Linked DNA regions of Homo sapiens: region 1 is linked to region 2. The links are chromatin loops, found by intact Hi-C in ENCODE. Cell type or tissue: Calu3. All regions are shown on one strand. Links, peaks and the distances in the headings refer to the core of each region. The heading gives the core; the rest is flanking DNA.

Evidence for each region. A loop is a pair of places that touch in the nucleus more often than their neighbours do. Peaks named below come from ENCODE experiments on the same cell type or tissue, not always from the same donor. Only the 100,000 strongest peaks of a DNase experiment are listed, where the experiment ranks them.
Region 1: a loop joins it to region 2, with 5 times the contacts of the local background. A loop is called at or near these places in 3 of 110 quality-filtered maps.

The regions. Positions count from the first base shown.
Region 1 is chr6:25,050,884-25,053,689 of GRCh38, reverse strand. No RefSeq gene overlaps it. Among named protein-coding and RNA genes, the nearest start is that of RIPOR2, 120 kb to the right of the region's middle. In Calu3, for the core only: no CTCF peak of the experiment used is centred there; a DNase peak (open chromatin) is centred at 1,319.
Region 2 is chr6:25,119,547-25,122,352 of GRCh38, reverse strand. LOC124901282 (a long non-coding RNA gene) reads right to left here and starts at 664. Exons shown (of 3, transcript XR_007059515.1): 1 at 469-664. It also overlaps the pseudogene CMAHP. In Calu3, for the core only: no CTCF peak of the experiment used is centred there; no DNase peak of the experiment used is centred there.

The DNA of each region.
Region 1 (2,806 bases), core at 282-2,781, 69 kb after region 2:
CCCTCTTTGGCTCCCCTTCCTGCTGAGAGCCACGTTCATTGGCAATAAAGTCCCCTGCATTTACCATCTTCAACTTGTTTGTGCAACCTCGTTCCTCCTGGATGCCGGACAAGAACTTGGGTGCCATGAGTGTGGTTGCAAAAGGCTATCGTGCTGATGCTCCACTGAGCTATTAACACTTAAGCTGTCTGCAGATGGCAAAGCTAAAAGGGCACTGTAACACTCCTTCTGGGCCTTCAGAGGTCGCAGGCGCCAGATGCTGCCTCGGGACCTGCACAGAGTTTTGCTCCTGCTAGTGCCTAAAAGCACTTGCCCCACCTCCTGCACCTGCTCACCTGTGTGCTCCCCATCCCATGAGTGAGTGGAATTCACCCCTGCTGGTGCTGAAGTGGCTGGCTAGTTCCAGCACCCCTGCACTCCAGTTTCCGCCCATTAAGGGGTCAGGGAAATATCATAGTTATTTCTGTATCTGTTTCTCCAGGCAGTGTCTAGATTTCTATCTTCTGAAGCTTAAACTCAATGCATAGGAACTTTCTTTTATGCCTAGGTGATGAGCCACTCAAACTAGACTCCTGGGTGTTGTAAATCAAAAATAAAATTCTAAGCCCCCTAACCATCTGAACAGAACCCTCCTCTTAGCCAAGGGCATTCCAAAGTTAACCTGAAAAACTAGTTCAGGCCATGATGGGAAGGGGGTGTCAGACCTGCCTCATTAAACTCTCCTCCCTTTTGGAATTCAGGAAAAGCTGACCAGCATTAACATCAACACAGACCTTAAAGCTGATAAGAAACATTTACAATCTATTCTCTGCTACCCAGAGGCTTCATCTGTATGATAAAATTATGGTCTCCACAACTTTTCATCATAACCCAGACATTTCTTTTCTATTGATCCCAGGTCTTTAGATAAACTCAATTGTCAACCACAAAAATTTTAAATCTACCTGTAACCTGGAAGCTCCACCCCAACTTTGAGTTGTCCTGCCTTTCTGGACTGAACCATTGTATAGCTTCAATGTATTAGATTGATGTCTCATGTCTCCCTAAAATGTATAAAACCAAGCTGTGCCTTGACCACCTGGGGCACATGTTCTCAGGATCTCCTGAGGGCTGTGTCATAGGACATGATCATTCATATTTGGCTCAGAACACATATCTTCGAATATTTTACAGAGTTTGATTCTTTTCATCAACAAGTAGGAGGCAGAATCAGGTGGGTCAGTTGTTGGTTTGAATGTGGGACATAAGGGCTAGGAAGCAAGGAGTAGCACCTAGGGCACTGTCTTGAGCAACTGGGTAGAAGGTCATCAAGACAGGAAATGCTGGTGAAGCCAGTTTGGGAGGGAGAAAGAGAAGGAAGGAGAGAGGGCAGTAATGGGCTGTGTCTGACTAGAAGAGAACAGATAAGATGCAGACACTGTCCTCTCTTCTAGCCTCATAGCTTTTTCTTTCATACTCCAAAATTGTCTGCCTTGATTCCACAAAAACTGTCTCCCAAAAGTGTTCTAAGCCTTAAAAATGCCTTGAAATCTTATCGGAGCAGCAGTGGAAAGCACATTGTATTGAGGTTTGGGGAGAAGGTGTGGTACAACTTGGTCCTGATCTACCAACCTGCTGTGCCAACTTGGAGGTGTCTCCTAATCTGAGGGTCAGTTTCATTTTCTGTAAAATGAGACATTTGGATATGAGGTTGTCTAGGGTAATTCTCTAATAGTTGTCCAATTTTCTAATTCTTTATTATTCAATAATTGCCTTTGTCAAAGTTACATGGTATATGTTTTAAAAATAGAATGTTATGAATGAATGGTTACACTGCAATGTTTATTTGCTTAATTTGAAGAGTTAGTATAGGTTGTGGTTAAATATTTGGGCTCTAGAGCCAGACTACCTCAATTCAAATCTCATCTCAGCCACTTGCTGGGCGTGTGACCATGGCAAGTTACTAAACTTCTCTGTGCCTCAGTTGCCCTATCTGCAAAATGGTCACGGGATTATTATATGACAATCATATGAATTAACACATGTGAAGTACTCTATGTGTTGGATTATTATTTAGAGTATTGTTTAACCTTCACTTTTTTATATGTAAAATAGGATTGCTAATAACTCCTCATGAATAAGAATGTAGGGGAAATAAAGTGAAACCACATGTCTATTAAAAGCATGCAACACACAGCCTATCTCTCCATAAGTGCTCAATAAATGTGTGTAGACAACCAGATAGCCACAGCTAGAACCTGACCCCTACTTCCATTTCAATTTCCAAAGAGCAAACTGAGACCTCATGTTCTTTTTGTATGTATTTGCCACAGAAGAGAAATAAATCAGGTGCTGTGCTATCGTTTTCCTCCTGGTGCTTGATAAGCTTTTATGTTAAAATAATGCCAAGTTTTCCTTGTTGACTTTCTATAAAAGTCACACAACGTACTTTGGCTCAGCAGTTGCCATTCTCCACTGAGTAACTGAAGGTCTGTTTCTCCCCAGGATGGTTTTAAAGTAGAAACAGACATGCTGATGCTTTTTCTCCTGAGTCTAACATCTAGCTTCCATTTATTAAAAATGAGTTGAAGGAAAAATGAAGAAAGGATCACATAATTATGTCTTTTTCCCCATATTCTCTTAAACACATTGCTCCTTGCAGACTGTACATGCTTCCACCGTGAAATTCTGCGATTTATGAAAATTTAATAGCAACACGAGCCCAAGAAAGAGTAAAAATTGATATTGTACACTTAACACAAATGAAACTGTTCCTTGGGAGAATAACACCCCGCAAGGCTATTTATTCCAGGCATTTATGAGTGTG
Region 2 (2,806 bases), core at 149-2,648:
GTACACAGAGCATAATTTATTTGTATATATATGTCTCAAATAATCTGCATATATCCTTGGGACTGGGACCACAGGAGCAGAAATAAGGGATTTCCCTCCCAGCAGGAAGTTGGATGCACTGGAAAATTAGATTAAGGCTACTGTTAACCATCATGCAGGCAAAAGGCAGGGCCAGAGCTGGCAGCAGGGTCAGTGGGAGGACAGGAAATAACAAATTCTGGGAATTTCAGCCTTAGCTGGAGTGAAGACACTGCCACGAAGGGAACATTTGTTAACAGAGCTCACTTTTTAGTCCAGTGCTACCAACGCTGTAGGGATTTCATACCACATTCTGAGAAAGATAAGGGCTTGATCCACCTGGGGACATGTTATCAGTGATGAGCATCTGATTTTATTATTATTATAAAAAATAATATATGTTCACAATTAAAACGTTGGAATTCAGAAAAGTAGAAGGAAGAATCTCACCTACACTTGCATCACCCAAAACATTTTAGAATGTTTTGTTCTGGTGGTTGCTGTCCTCCCTCTCCCCATCTCCTTCCTCCTTCCTTTTCTCTTTCTCCTCTTCCTCCTCTTCTTCCTCTTGGTAAGAAATAATCTGTGTACCACAAAATTTACCCTTTTAAACTGCACACATTAATCCTTTTTAAAAAAATATTCAAACGTTGTGCAACCACCACCACTATCTCATTCCAAAACATTTTCCGCCACTCCCAAAAAAACCCTGTAATGATTGTCGTCCTCATTCCCCTTTTCTCCAAGACACTGTCAACCACCAATCTTCTTTCTGTCTCTATGGATTTTCCTATTCTGAACATTTCATATATTGGAATAATACAATATGTGGCCTTTTGTGTGTGGCTTCTTTCACTTAGCATCATGTTTTCAAGATTCATCCATGTCATAGCATATATTAGTACTTCATTTACTTGACTTTTATGGCTGAATAACATTCCTTGTATGGATATACCACATTTTGGCTATGATGAATACTTTTCCTATGAATATTTATCTAATTTTTATGTGGGCATATGTTTTTTGTTCTCTTGGTTATAAACCTAGGAATGGAATTGCTGGGCTATATGGTAACTCTATGTTTAACTTTGAGGAACTGTAAAACTGTTTTCAAAAGGACTGCATCATTTTACATTCTCATTAGCAATGTATGACTCTGTTTCTCCTCATCCTCACCAAGACTTGTTATTATCTGTCTTTCTTGTTGACATCTTTTGAAGCACAAAAGTTTTAAATTTTGATGACATCTAATTTTTTTTTCTTTGGACCTTGTGCTTCTGGTATCTAAAAAAGTATATGGTTAGAATAACTAAGTCTTTTATTCTAATATACTTATTAGACTAACATACACACACATAGATAATAGTCTAAGAGAGAGTCTAAGAAATATATCTATTTCTCTCTCTCTGTCACCCAGGTTGGAGTGCAGTGGCATGATTACGGCTCACTCCAGCCTCTGCCTCCCGGGTTCAAGCAATCCTCCCAGCTTGGCCTCCCAAGTAGCTGGGACTACAGGCACATACCACCATGTCTGGCTAATTTTTGTATCTTTTTGTAGAGAGAAGGTCAGACTATGTTGACCAGGCTGGTCTCAAACTCCTGGGCTCAAGAGATCTCCCCACCTCAGCCTCCTAAAATTCTGGGATTATAGATGTGAGCTACCACGTGTAGCCAGTCTAAGAAATATTTTTTAAATTGCCTAATCCAAGGTGATGAAAATTTATTCCTATTGTTTTAAGAGTTTTATAGTTCCAGCTCTTATATTTAGGTCTTTGATTCATTTTGCGTTAATTTTTGTACATTGTGTGATGTAGGGGCCCAAATTCATTCTTTTGCATGTGGATGAATTGCAGCACCATTTTCTGACAGACTATTCTTTCCCCTATTGAATTGTTTTGGCATCTTTGTTGAAAAATCAATTGATCATAAATATAAGGGTTTATTTTTGGACTCTTTATTCCATTGATTTATATGTCTATCCTTCTGCCAGTTCCACACATTTTGATTACTGTAGCTTTGTAGTAAGTTTTTCAAATTGGGAATTGTGAATCCTTCAATTTTATTTTCTTTTTAAAGATAGTTTAGTTACTCTAGGCCAGCTTGTCTTGAGTCTTTAGGGTCAGCTTGTCAATTCCCAGGGGGTGAGGTATGGGGGGGGAAAGCAGCCAGAATTGTGATTAAAATTGTGTTGACTGTGGATTAATTTAGGGAGTATTACCATCTTATCAATACTCAGTCTTGATCCATGAACATGGAATGTCTATTAATTTATTAAGTCTTCTTTAATTTCTTTCAACAATATTTTGTAGTTCTCAGAGTATAAGTTTTATACTACTTTGATTAAATTTATTCCTAAGTATTTTATTCTTTTTGATGCTATTGTAAATGGAATTGTTTGTAAATTTTATTTAAAAATTAACGGCTAGCGTATAGAATATTGCTGATTTTCAAAATACCTTGTATCCTTTGAAGGTTTTAATAGTTTCATTTGTAGATATCTTAGGGTGTCCTATATACAAGATTGTGTCATCTGTGAATAGAGACAGTTATCTTTTTCCTTTACAAACTGGATACCTTTTATGTCATTTTCCCGTTCAGTTGCCTCCATGTAGAAATGGAGGTTTTAGCCAAGGAAACTGCTTGTCTGGTTCCTGCTTTTAGGGGGAAAACAGCTGTCAGGTTTTCTTAGATGCCTTTTTTTTTTTTTTTTTGACGGAGTCTGGCTCTGTTGCCCAGGCAGAAGTGCAGTGGCGCAATATCTGCTCACTGCAACCTCCGCCTCCCAGGT